Regions from separate parts of the Homo sapiens genome. Here all the other regions are linked to region 2. A link is a contact called in ENCODE Hi-C or POLR2A ChIA-PET data. All regions are on one chromosome and are shown on one strand. Each heading gives the region's core, a stretch centred on a gene start or an enhancer-like site at or near the end of the contact. The rest is flanking DNA. Distances are from core to core; before and after follow the strand shown.

Region 1 (3,043 bases), core at 454-2,953, 1.5 Mb before region 2:
TTAGTAGAGGTGGGGTTTCACTGTGTTATCCAGGATGGTCTTGATCTCCTGACCTCGTGATCCACCTGCCTCAGCCTCCCAAAGTGCTGGGATTACAGGCGTGAGCCACCATGCCCAGCCCGCTAATTATTTCAATTTGACCTTGACACTGAGCCTGCCAAGTAGGTTCAAGCATTTTGATGGCCCCTTTACAGGTTGGGAAAGCTAATTTATCTGTCCAAGGCCGAATTCTGAAACTGAGTCTTAACTGCCAAAAATTCTTATCATCAATTTCTTCTTCTGGGTTGGGCACAGTGGCTCATGCCTGTAAAGCCAGCAATTTGAGAGGCATCATGATGCAAGAGGAAGAGGATTGAGTGAAGCTAGGAGTTTGGGACCAGCCTGGGCAACATAGTGAGACCCCATCTATAAAAAAAAATTAAAAATTAGTTGGGCATGGTGGTGCACTCCTGTGGTCCTAGCTATTCAGGAGGCTGAGGTGGGAGGATTCCTTGAGCCCAGGGTTGACGCTGCAGAGAGCTGTGATCACGCCACTGCAGTCCAGCCTGAGTGACAGCTGGAAATAATGATAAATAAATAATAAATAATTATTTAAAAAATTATAATAAAAATAATTAAAAAATTATTTTCCCTGATTAATCTTTTTTTTTGTCCTTCTGAGAGTTCAATTTGTCCCTTTTCTGCCTGGTCTCCTAGGTTTCCCTAAAATCCTGCTGAGAGGTTAGCACTGCCTGCCAAAGTCAGTTTGCAAAATCCCAGAGAAATCCAGCTTATTCCTGGGGGAACCGCCAAGACTGCCCAGCCCTGTGTGGGGTTCAGGCAAGTTTCTCACATGTGCCTTTTTGGCAAGAGGCCTCTGGCAACCCCATGAGTCCCCAAAGAGACTCAATTCTAAAAGTTGGTCTCCACCAGCTCTCTGTGGCTTAGGGGTTCAAGTTCAACTGTGAAAGCCCTGTTTTGTTTTGATTTTGCTTTGAGGGAGAGGAAACCGCCCTTCTGTTTGTTCAACTCCTTCTCCTAAGGGGAGAAATCAATATTTACGTCCAGACTCCAGGTATCCGTACAATTGATTTTTCAGATGTTTATACTCAGCCAAAGGCGGGATCCCACAAAACAAAAAATATTTTTTTGGCTGTACTTTTGTGAAGATTTTATTTAAATTCCTGATTGATCAGTGTCTATTAGGTGATTTGGAATAACAATGTAAAAACAATATACAACGAAAGGAAGCTAAAAATCTATACACAATTCCTAGAAAGGAAAAGGCAAATATAGAAAGTGGCGGAAGTTCCCAACATTTTTAGTGTTTTCCTTTTGAGGCAGAGAGGACAATGGCATTAGGCTATTGGAGGATCTTGAAAGGCTGTTGTTATCCTTCTGTGGACAACAACAGCAAAATGTTAACAGTTAAACATCGAGAAATTTCAGGAGGATCTTTCAGAAGATGCGTTTCCAATTTTGAGGGGGCGTCAGCTCTTCACCGGAGACCCAAATACAACAAATCAAGTCGCCTGCCCTGGCGACACTTTCGAAGGACTGGAGTGGGAATCAGAGCTTCACGGGTTAAAAAGCCGATGTCACATCGGCCGTTCGAAACTCCTCCTCTTGCAGTGAGGTGAAGACATTTGAAAATCACCCCACTGCAAACTCCTCCCCCTGCTAGAAACCTCACATTGAAATGCTGTAAATGACGTGGGCCCCGAGTGCAATCGCGGGAAGCCAGGGTTTCCAGCTAGGACACAGCAGGTCGTGATCCGGGTCGGGACACTGCCTGGCAGAGGCTGCGAGCATGGGGCCCTGGGGCTGGAAATTGCGCTGGACCGTCGCCTTGCTCCTCGCCGCGGCGGGGACTGCAGGTAAGGCTTGCTCCAGGCGCCAGAATAGGTTGAGAGGGAGCCCCCGGGGGGCCCTTGGGAATTTATTTTTTTGGGTACAAATAATCACTCCATCCCTGGGAGACTTGTGGGGTAATGGCACGGGGTCCTTCCCAAACGGCTGGAGGGGGCGCTGGAGGGGGGCGCTGAGGGGAGCGCGAGGGTCGGGAGGAGTCTGAGGGATTTAAGGGAAACGGGGCACCGCTGTCCCCCAAGTCTCCACAGGGTGAGGGACCGCATCTTCTTTGAGACGGAGTCTAGCTCTGTCGCCCAGGATGGAGTGCAGTGGCACGATCTCAGCTCACTGCAACCTCCGCCTCCCGGGTTTAAGCGAGTCTCCTCTCTCAGCCTCCCGAATAGCTGGGATTACAGGCGCCCAACCACCACGCCCGCCTAATTTTTGTATTTTTAGTAGAGACGGGTTTTCACCATTTTGGCCAGGCTGGTCTCGAACCCCGACCTCAGGTGATCTGCCCAAAAGTGCTGGGATTACAGGCGTCAGCCACCGCGCCCGGCCGGGACCCTCTCTTCTAACTCGGAGCTGGGTGTGGGGACCTCCAGTCCTAAAACAAGGGATCACTCCCACCCCCGCCTTAAGTCCTTCTGGGGGCGAGGGCGACTGGAGACCCGGATGTCCAGCCTGGAGGTCACCGCGGGCTCAGGGGTCCCGATCCGCTTTGCGCGACCCCAGGGCGCCACTGCCATCCTGAGTTGGGTGCAGTCCCGGGATTCCGCCGCGTGCTCCGGGACGGGGGCCACCCCCTCCCGCCCCTGCCCCCGCCCCTTTGGCCCGCCCCCCGAATTCCATTGGGTGTAGTCCAACAGGCCACCCTCGAGCCACTCCCCTTGTCCAATGTGAGGCGGTGGAGGCGGAGGCGGGCGTCGGGAGGACGGGGCTTGTGTACGAGCGGGGCGGGGCTGGCGCGGAAGTCTGAGCCTCACCTTGTCCGGGGCGAGGCGGATGCAGGGGAGGCCTGGCGTTCCTCCGCGGTTCCTGTCACAAAGGCGACGACAAGTCCCGGGTCCCCGGAGCCGCCTCCGCGACATACACGAGTCGCCCTCCGTTATCCTGGGCCCTCCTGGCGAAGTCCCCGGTTTCCGCTGTGCTCTGTGGCGACACCTCCGTCCCCACCTTGTCCTGGGGGGCGCCCTCGCCCCACCAGCCCCGA
Region 2 (2,700 bases), core at 136-2,635:
TCCCAGGCTGGAATGCAGTGGCACAATCTTGGCTCACTGTAACCTCAAACTCTTAGCCTTGAGATCCTTCTGCCTCAGCCTCCGAAGGAGCTAGGACTACAGGTGAACACCATACCCAGCTAATTTTTAAAAATTTTTTGAGAAATGGGGTCTCGCTATGTTGCCCAGGCTGGTTTTGGGCTCTTGGTCTTTCCAAGTTCTGTAGGGACACTTTAGAAAACTTATTTGAGATAAATTTCCTTCCACTTTACAGCAACACGGATGGAACTGGAGGCCATTATCCTAAGTGCGATGATGCAAAAACAGAAAGTCAAAAACTGCATCTTCTTACATATAAGTGGGAGCTAAACAATGGGTAAACATGGACATACAGAATGGAATAATAGACACTGGAGATGCCAATAGGTTGGACAGAGAGGGGGGATGAGGGATGAAATATTACCTATTGGGTACAATATACACTCTTTGGGTGATGGGTGCACTAAAAGCCAGACTTCGCCACTATGAAATATATCCACGTAACACAAGTGCATTTGTAACCATAAATCTACAAAAATAAAAATAAAAATGAAAAGCAATAAAAACATGCTTAAACTAAAAACAAACAAACAAAAAAACAACGAAAACAAACCATTTCCTTCCAGAGTAAAACGCAGTTTACTGAGCACGTCTCATAGATCGTGATTGGTCTGAAGAGTCCCTGTGCCCAGGTTAGGGTTGCAATTTACCACCCGAGCCAAGTGCTCGGGTGTCCTACGGATTGTTTTTTCTTTCTTTCCTTTTTTTTTTTTTCTTGGGATGGGTTCTGGCCATGTTGCCCAGACTGAACTCAAACTCCTGGAGTCAAGCGATCCACCCGCCTCAGCCCACCCACCCCCCGACCTCCCCCACCGCCCCCACCACGCAGTAGCTGGGACTACGGGTGTGCGCCACCAAGCCCTGCCTTGGGGTTCCTTTTCTAAAGTGCCAAATGTGTGGAGGTGGGGAAAAGAAAGGTGGACGCCTCAACGCTGTTATGGTCAAAGATTAAAATGCAACCACACTTTTTATTACACATGATGGGGTAACCGTCTGTTTATAAACAAGGGTCACTATTCCACGAGAGGCCTTACAACATTATGCCAAGCCCCTGGTACCTGGAGGACATCAGACCCTCCTGTTCCTGTGCGGCCTTGACTAGACGACCACTTGCTCTGGACTTGCTCCTCGAGGGGTCGCTCCATCTGGAAACTGAGACTGGAATTCCTGCGCATCCCTGTCCCCGCATCCAGAAACACTGCAGGAAGACTTCCGTGTCCGACCCGAGATCCGGAACAATTTCTGCTTCAACACAATTGTCCACGGAGGGCACCAGTTCCGTCCCACCGGCGGAAGCGAGATCTGCCTAGCTACTAGACCTGCTGCCTAGCTGTCATTCGGACAAAAAGGGGCGGGGCTGTATAATTGTCCAATCAGGGGCGGCGCCGGAAAGGAGGGTACGGCTACGCTGCGCAAATGCGTGCTACGTCACTGTGCGATCGGGTTGTGCTTAGCTTGGGGTCTCCTGGCCCCTTGACGCGTCAGGTTGCTGTACCCCTGCATCGGATGCGCTGTACCCTGCGCTGGCTCCGTGAACCTTAGGGACAACACCGGGACACCCGCGAGGCCGGAAAATGGTGAGTGTGCAGGGCCGGACTAGTTGGAACCGGCCGTGATCGCGGGACCCGGGCCTCCCCACGGTCACCTCCGGCCGCAGTGTGGGGCTGGGCTGGCAGCTGGAACTCCAAGCGTCCTGTCCCGTCCCTGCGCGGCGACTGCGGTCCCAGCCCCGGAGCCCTCTCTGGACAACTCCGCGCCCGCAGCCCCGCGTCTTTCCCAGATCGTGCAGGGACCACGGGAGGGTCCTGGGGAGAATCCCGCCTTGTGTGTTTGGTTTGTGTGGGAGGAGCTACAGTCTGGGGTTCCCAGTCCCTTCTTTCTTCCCAAAGGCTGTTTCCCCCTGAGTCTTCCAAAGATGTTGGAAGCAGAGTCTCAAATCCACTACCCTGTCCCCCCAGCCTAGCTCCTCCCACGGCGGGCCATTAATCCCTAGATTTCCGGATCCCTCCCCGAATTCCCAAACGCCTACTTCCGCTCGCCAGTGGAAAACATCGTCACCAACTCTTTGTCCTGTGTGGTGCATTTCAAACACACGCAGTATTTTAATAATCTTTTTTCCAATAGATGCCTCTTTTAAACGATTTATTTCTTGTTTGTGGATATTTTACATCAGAGAAAAATCAGAAAAATTATTCACTTGGAACTAATCTGCATAAAATGCTGTGGCCCTCATCCTGGTACCTTTCCAGGGCACAGACATCCTATGGGAACTCCTTTGCGTTGAGGTTCCTTTTTGTAAACTTTCCTGGGTAATCTATCTTTTCAGCACAGTTTCAGATTGGCACTGTCCCGCCTTGGGTTTATGACCTTGAAAAGATTTATTCACTCGAATGTCATTTTTCCAATAAATATAAAATATATGTTATCAGAAGAACTTGAGAGACAGTACAAAATATTTCCAAAGGGCAAAAAAGAAATGAATCTCAGAAAACAAAAAACATCCCAATATTACATTTGTTAAAAATTCTTTGTTCTTTCCCTGAGCACATGGAATATGTTTCTCAGGTCTGTTCTTTTAGTTTGATGTTTCAGATGGTATTCCAGGACTTAAACTTGCAACAT
Region 3 (2,902 bases), core at 67-2,566, 1.2 Mb before region 2:
TTGGGAGGTCAAGAGATTGAGACCACCCTGGCCAATATGGTGAAATCCCTCTGTACTAAAAATACAAAAATTAGTTAGGCGTGGTGGCGTGTGCCTGTAGTCCCAGCTACTCAAGAGGCTGAGGCAGGAGAATCGCTTGAACCCGGGAGGCGGAGGTTGCAGTGAGCCGAAATCGTTCCACTGCACTCCCACCTGGCAACAGAGTGAGATTCTGCCAAAAAAAAAAAAAAAAATAGAGAAAATAAATTACAAGAAAGTATGAAGTACAGTTCAGTCGGTTCTGAACCCATGAGAAGTTTTAAGAGACAGAGAAGGAAAAACATGAACTAAGTATGAGTTTTTGCCCAGAAACGGTTTACCTAGACTCATGCTGGAGAAATACCTTTGTCACACCATGAAGATTGGATGGGCACTGTTGACCCCTGACCCTCTGTACCCTCTGGAGCCATCTTACCTAACAGTTGTATCTTTTTATGTAACTCAGCCACCTGAGAGTGCACAGAGGGCTTCCCTGCACCTCTGTGGAAGGATCCTCCCTTGGAACGGCCTGGGGTCCACGCCTGGGCTGTGCCCTTGCCTCGGAGGTGGCTGGGTTTGCCCGAAGCCTCCCTGCCCTTGACCCTGGAAGAGGGCGTCGAAGCCTGGTCCTGAGGAGGCAGGGCGTTGGCGGAGGCCGCCCTGCACAGAGGAGATGTCATGATGGGGTTGGGGCTGAAGGCCCCTAGGGGTTAGGGGGATAACTAGGAGTCAGTCGCCCCTGTCAGGGATCCGTCAGCTCGGATTCCTAGGGCTCTGAAAAATGCACTTTCCGACCGCTAGGTGGTTGCGCTCCGCATCTCTCGGTTGCCAGGTAACCGCCTCCCCGTCTCTCTCCACTGTTTCCATGGAGATCACCCGCGTTCCGTGGCTGACACTGCGTTCTCATTGGCTGAGGCTGCATAGAGGGGCGGTCCCAACAGTGGGCGGGGTAGAGCCGCGCCGCAGGACGGAGGGTCTGGACACTTTGGGGTCACGTGCTCATTCCGTTTCCCTACCTCCCCCAACCTTATCCCGCCCCTGGGGGTTCGCGGGCATTTTTCAGGAACTTTCTTTCCGGCTTGAGAAGCCGCCACTCCCAAGATGGAGGTACGCTGCGCCGCCATTAAGAGCTAGCCCTCAGAACTATCCTCTCTAAGGTTTCACAGTCCTGCCCAAGATGGCCGTCTCGGCTCTGGCACCGCCCCCACTCCTGCCTCTCCCAACATGGCGACCCTGAGTCTCCGTTCCCGGTGCGGAACGTACGACCGGAAGTGACGGGGTCCAGAAATTTCCGCTTTCTTTCTGCAGCAGGAACCGCGGCTGCTGGACAAGAGGGGTGCGGTGGATACTGACCTTTGCTCCGGCCTCGTGTAGGTGTGAACGAGCGGGTGGGAGGGCACCTCAGTTTCTTACAGGGGGCAACCGGAGGGTGCATGTGTGGGTGTGGACGGCGGAGGCTGTTAATCCCTTTGGTCTGTTGGCGGGAATTGGGTCACAATTGGGCACAGGGAGCGGAGGTTTTGAGATCTTGAGATCCTCGCCATTGATTTGAGCAAAGTGAGACTGGCCAGGATTGGGGAGATCGCTGCCCCTCGCCCCCATATCGGAAACAAAGTGAGGCCTCATTGCCTGGAAGCGATGGAGGAATCCAATTGGCTGGAAGTAGCCCTCTCCCACTGACCGGGATCCGCTTTCTTCCTGCAGCGTGAAGACACAGCGCATCTCCCCGCTGTAGGCTTCCTCCCACAGAACCCGTTTCGGGCCTCAGAGCGTCTGGTGAGATGCTGTTGCCGCTGCTGCTGCTGCTACCCATGTGCTGGGCCGTGGAGGTCAAGAGGCCCCGGGGCGTCTCCCTCACCAGTGAGTCCTCCTGTTCACCCTCCCGCCAGGCTGGAGGTGGGAGGGGCCAACATTGGGCCTTAGGGATAGGCATTTACAGCCTTTTGACTCAGTTTCCCGGTAGTGCTCCGCTGGTGGGGATGGGAGGACAGAGGTGGTATTTGGTGGAGAAGGCGCTTACCTGCCCTGGGCTGAGCTTCCTGTACCCCGCAGATCATCACTTCTACGATGAGTCCAAGCCTTTCACCTGCCTGGACGGTTCGGCCACCATCCCATTTGATCAGGTCAACGATGACTATTGCGACTGCAAAGATGGCTCTGACGAGCCAGGTGAGCCTTTTCTCTGTTCATCCATCAGATGTTTATTGAACACTGCTCAGTGCCAGGCCCTGTCTGTGTGACCAAGATACTACCTCTGCTGGCTCCCCTTTGAGTGGGCAGAAACAAGCTCAGAAGTCAGTGGTCAGTGTTATGGCCCCGGGCAGCTGGAGGAGCCCAGAGTCGTCCTCCTCCCAAGCCTCGGGGTCAGAGAAGGCTCCTCCAAGGAGGTGAGGTTTCAGTTGAATCCCGAAGGTGCTGCAGATGGAGGGGTCAACACGGGCAAACCCCTAGAAGTGGGAGACAGGGTGGGGCCAAGAGCAATCCAGCAGGAGACAGAGGTGAAGGGAGACCCTGGCTTTTTGTTTTTGTGTGTTTTGAAGAGACAGGGTCTTGCTTTGTTGCTGAGGCTGGAGTACAGTGGCATGATCGTAGCTCACTGCAGCCTGGAACTCTTGGGCTCAAGTCATCCTCCTGCCTTGGCCTCCCAAAGTGCTGGGGTTACAGGTGTGAGCCACCGTGCCTGGATGAGACCGTGTCTTTGGTTTTGTTTTTGTTTTGAGACGGAGTCTTGCTCTGTTTCCCAGGCTGGAGTGCAGTGGCGCCATCTCGGCTCACTGCAAGCTCCGCCTCCCGGGTTCACACCGTTCTCCTGCCTCAGCCTCCTGAGTAGCTGGGACTACAGGCACCCACCACCACGCCCAGCTAGTTTTTTTTTGTATTTTTA
Region 4 (2,906 bases), core at 248-2,747, 1.1 Mb before region 2:
AGTGAACGGAGATCGTGCCACTGCACTCCAGCCTGGGCGACAGAGCAAGACTCTGTCTCAAAAAAAAAGAAAAGAAAAGAAAAACGAACAAAAAAACCCCCCAGACCTTTGAACAAGCCATCCCCTCTGCCCACCAGAATGTCCGCTCCATGAGGCAGGTATCTTTGCGCTCCCAGCATTTCCAGTCCTGCTCTTGAGCATATAAGCCAGCCTGCTGTCCTGGGAAAGGGGTGGGTATAACTTAGCAGGATCTGTTTGATTCTTGACTCTCAGAATCTCCCCCCAGAGAAACATGAGAACATGTGTACCTGAAAACCAGGGCAGAACAAGGATTTCCTTGCGGCACTGCTTGTGATACGGAATAAACGTCATCCTCGTAAAAGTTAATACTTAGGGAACCCACTACCTGCCAGGCACTCTTCTAAGCTCTTTGCCTATTTTAACTCAATCATCACATCAACATATAAGGCAGGAAGGGAAAAACTCCATCCACACTGCTCCTTCTCAAGACTGAGAATTTACAAAGACAGGCCTCTCTGCCCTCCACCTGCCAAGCTAACTAGGGGTTTCCTCTTCATCCGAGTCTCCCTGGGCTGAGTTGCTTCACAGAAATAGGTTTAGGGGAGTGCAGTCCAGGTTGTGAAGGGTCCCCCGGATGTGTTGGATCTAGGGTTGTGGGAATGGGGCCATACGGAGTCCCAGATGGGGCACCAGAACTTCAAGAAGGGCAGGGCTGAGTGCCCCAGGGTGTCCAGAGTCCCAGGCCAGGTGGGGAACTAAGCGGGGGAGGATGAGACCGGTGAGGGGGCGGGGCTGCCCCCCCAGGGCCTGGTTAGTTACAAGGCCTGGAGGTGGGGCCAGTCCCAGGATTGGGCCGCCAGAGTTCTAGCGGGCGGGGCCAAGCGCTCAGAAGGCGGGTCGAGGGGCTGGGTGCACCCTAGGATTGGGCAGTCGGAACGATGGGAGGCGGGGCCACGAGCCAGGCGCGTCCCGGCCAGGCAGTACGAGACCCAGGCCGCCGGCCCGGCTCCTGGGCGGGGTCCGCAGGTGCCGGGGGCTGGCCCTAGAAGCGGAGGGGGCGGGGTAAAGCCCGGCGGGGTCTGGGGGCGTCTCCTCCCTCCCTCCCTCGGGGCCAGGCCCCCTCACCCGTGGCGGCCGCTCCGCTGGCCGCGCTCCAGAGAGATGAGGTAGGCGGCGAGCTTGGCGTCGCTCCAGCCGCTGCGGCGCCGCAGGTCCACCCAGGGCCCGTGCGCCTCGCCCAGGTACACGCGCCGCACGTCGTACTTCTTCCGGGACTCGAGCCGTCGCCGGGCCCGGTCCGACTCCGTGAGTCGCGGCCGGCCCCGCGCCTTTCGGCCCGCTGCGCCCTCCTCGGCTGCTGCCTCCCCGCCCGCGCCCGCCTCAGCCTCCGCCTCCGCCTCGGGCTCTAGCGCCCGCTCCGCCATCCCCCCCACCCTGGTTACCAGCCTCCCCCGTTGTTAGGAGCCAGACCGGAAGTGGCGCGCATCTTCGGCGCCGCCGAGAAATTTCTCACGGTCTCTCGCTGCCCCAGGGCGCCAAAAGGAGACCAAGAATGGAAACTGCGCATGCGCACAACCAACAGCGCTCCCGCCCCTTTTTATTTGAATTCGGAGAACCAGAGGCGCCTGCAGATTCTGGAGGGGTCTCGCCTGCCCATCGCTGGCAGCCCGAGATCCTGGGGAGGGGATGCCATACTGCTAGAGATGAGGGAAGAGAGCCCCAAGCAGGAAAACATTGATTTGCTGTACACTCAAAGGGCATCTCATGCCTTCAGTCCACCGCCTCCTCGGGCCACAGCCCGTGCCCTCGCGCCGGCTCAGACTAGCTCTGGCCCTGCTGCTGTCGCTGCAGGTTGTCGTCTTCTTCCTGGTGGTCCTCGGGCAGGGGCGGCTCCTCCAGCCCTGCAGAGGATGTCTGGAGCTCCCGGGTGGACCCGGCGAGGCGGAAGACCACGGGGATCTGGGCCAGGGTTGGGTTGGTCTCCTGCAGGCCCTGGATCCACTTAGCCATCGTCGCCTGGTCATGAGCACCCGCCATGCACATGGCGAAGACAGGGCCTTCCTCCACTGTTGGAAGACATGCACCCTTAAGGTTTGCACAGTGGGGGCTGCAGCGGCTAACCCATGCCTACACCTTTTTGAGGTATTTTACACTCCCTTCCACTTCCTTTTTTTTTTTTTTTTTTTTTTTGAGACGGAGTCTCGCTGTGTCACCCAGGCTGGAGTGCAGTGGCGAGATCTCGGCTCACTGCAACATCCGCCTCCCAGGTTCAAGTGATTCTCCTGCCTCGGCCTCCCGAGGAGCTGGGATTACAGGTGCACAGCACCACGCCGGGCTAATTTTTAAATTTTTAGTAGAGATGGGGTTTCACCATGTTGGCCAGGCTGGTCTCGAATTCCTGACCTCAAATGATCTACCCGCCTCAGCCTCCCAGAGTGCTGGGATTACAGGCGTGAGCCACTGTGCCCGGCTTCCTTCCACTTTCTTGTGCCTCCAAACCTTTGCACAAGCTAGCCCCGCTGCCTAGGCTGCCCACTCCACACTTCACCCGGGCGATGACTCCTGGTTTTTCTGTATTCTGCCAGGAAGGCCTCCTGACCCCCCACTCAAGGCATGCTCCTCTCCTAAGCTCCCCAAAGTGTAATTTGCCTGTTCCCTTGCTGACTCGAGGGACTAGGTTTGTCCTGGTGACACCCAGTAGCCAGCACAGAGTTGTAGGAGGGAGGGAATGAACAAGGGCCAACAGGGCTGGGTGACCTCAGGTCTGGAGCCCCTGGGGCAAATGAGTGTGTGCGGCCGGAGGACGAGGGTGTAAGTGGACTGCGTCTCAGCCTGGGCCTACCCCTTGACCCCAGAGGCCGCCCCTCATCCTGGGTGGTGTTTGG

Evidence for each region. A loop is a pair of places that touch in the nucleus more often than their neighbours do. ChIA-PET counts read pairs that join two places held with the same protein, here RNA polymerase II (POLR2A). Pooled maps may share reads with other maps.
Region 1: a pooled map shows a loop between it and region 2 (25-fold over the local background). The contact joins the promoter of LDLR here to the promoter of ZNF490 in region 2. A Hi-C loop is called at or near these places in 1 of 37 single-sample maps with no recorded cell type and 6 of 50 pooled maps. POLR2A ChIA-PET finds 5 or more read pairs at or near these places in 2 of 52 experiments (GM10248 and naive thymus-derived CD8-positive, alpha-beta T cell).
Region 3: a map with no recorded cell type shows a loop between it and region 2 (19-fold over the local background). The contact joins the promoter of PRKCSH here to the promoter of ZNF490 in region 2. A Hi-C loop is called at or near these places in 2 of 37 single-sample maps with no recorded cell type and 5 of 50 pooled maps.
Region 4: a loop to region 2 is called in a map with no recorded cell type, with 8 times the contacts of the local background. The contact joins the promoter of ZNF653 here to the promoter of ZNF490 in region 2. A Hi-C loop is called at or near these places in 1 of 37 single-sample maps with no recorded cell type and 4 of 50 pooled maps. POLR2A ChIA-PET finds 5 or more read pairs at or near these places in 1 of 52 experiments (naive thymus-derived CD8-positive, alpha-beta T cell).

Annotation. Positions count from the first base shown.
Region 1 is chr19:11,087,760-11,090,802 of GRCh38, forward strand. It overlaps LDLR (low density lipoprotein receptor), which reads left to right and starts at 1,704. Exons shown (of 18, transcript NM_000527.5): 1 at 1,704-1,856. The coding sequence starts at 1,790. LDLR-AS1 (LDLR antisense RNA 1) reads right to left here and starts at 1,900. Exons shown (of 1, transcript NR_163945.1): 1 at 1,309-1,900. RefSeq lists enhancers at 1,958-2,553, 2,554-3,043, 2,865-3,043 and a silencer at 2,535-2,794.
Region 2 is chr19:12,609,428-12,612,127 of GRCh38, forward strand. It overlaps ZNF490 (zinc finger protein 490), which reads right to left and starts at 1,386. Exons shown (of 5, transcript NM_020714.3): 1 at 1,137-1,386. The coding sequence starts at 1,253. It overlaps ZNF791 (zinc finger protein 791), which reads left to right and starts at 1,493. Exons shown (of 4, transcript NM_153358.3): 1 at 1,493-1,655. The coding sequence starts at 1,653. RefSeq lists enhancers at 1,055-1,274, 1,605-1,664 and a silencer at 1,405-1,464.
Region 3 is chr19:11,434,319-11,437,220 of GRCh38, forward strand. It overlaps PRKCSH (PRKCSH beta subunit of glucosidase II), which reads left to right and starts at 1,317. Exons shown (of 18, transcript NM_001289104.2): 1 at 1,317-1,388; 2 at 1,723-1,878; 3 at 2,071-2,187. The coding sequence starts at 1,800. ODAD3 (outer dynein arm docking complex subunit 3) reads right to left here and starts at 803. Exons shown (of 13, transcript NM_145045.5): 1 at 455-803. The coding sequence starts at 698. RefSeq lists enhancers at 922-1,421, 995-1,404, 1,655-1,874.
Region 4 is chr19:11,504,342-11,507,247 of GRCh38, forward strand. ZNF653 (zinc finger protein 653) reads right to left here and starts at 1,498. Exons shown (of 9, transcript NM_138783.4): 1 at 1,147-1,498. The coding sequence starts at 1,445. It overlaps ECSIT (ECSIT signaling integrator), which reads right to left. Exons shown (of 8, transcript NM_016581.5): 8 at 1,588-2,087. The coding sequence ends at 1,843. RefSeq lists an enhancer at 594-663 and silencers at 814-1,483, 1,644-1,693.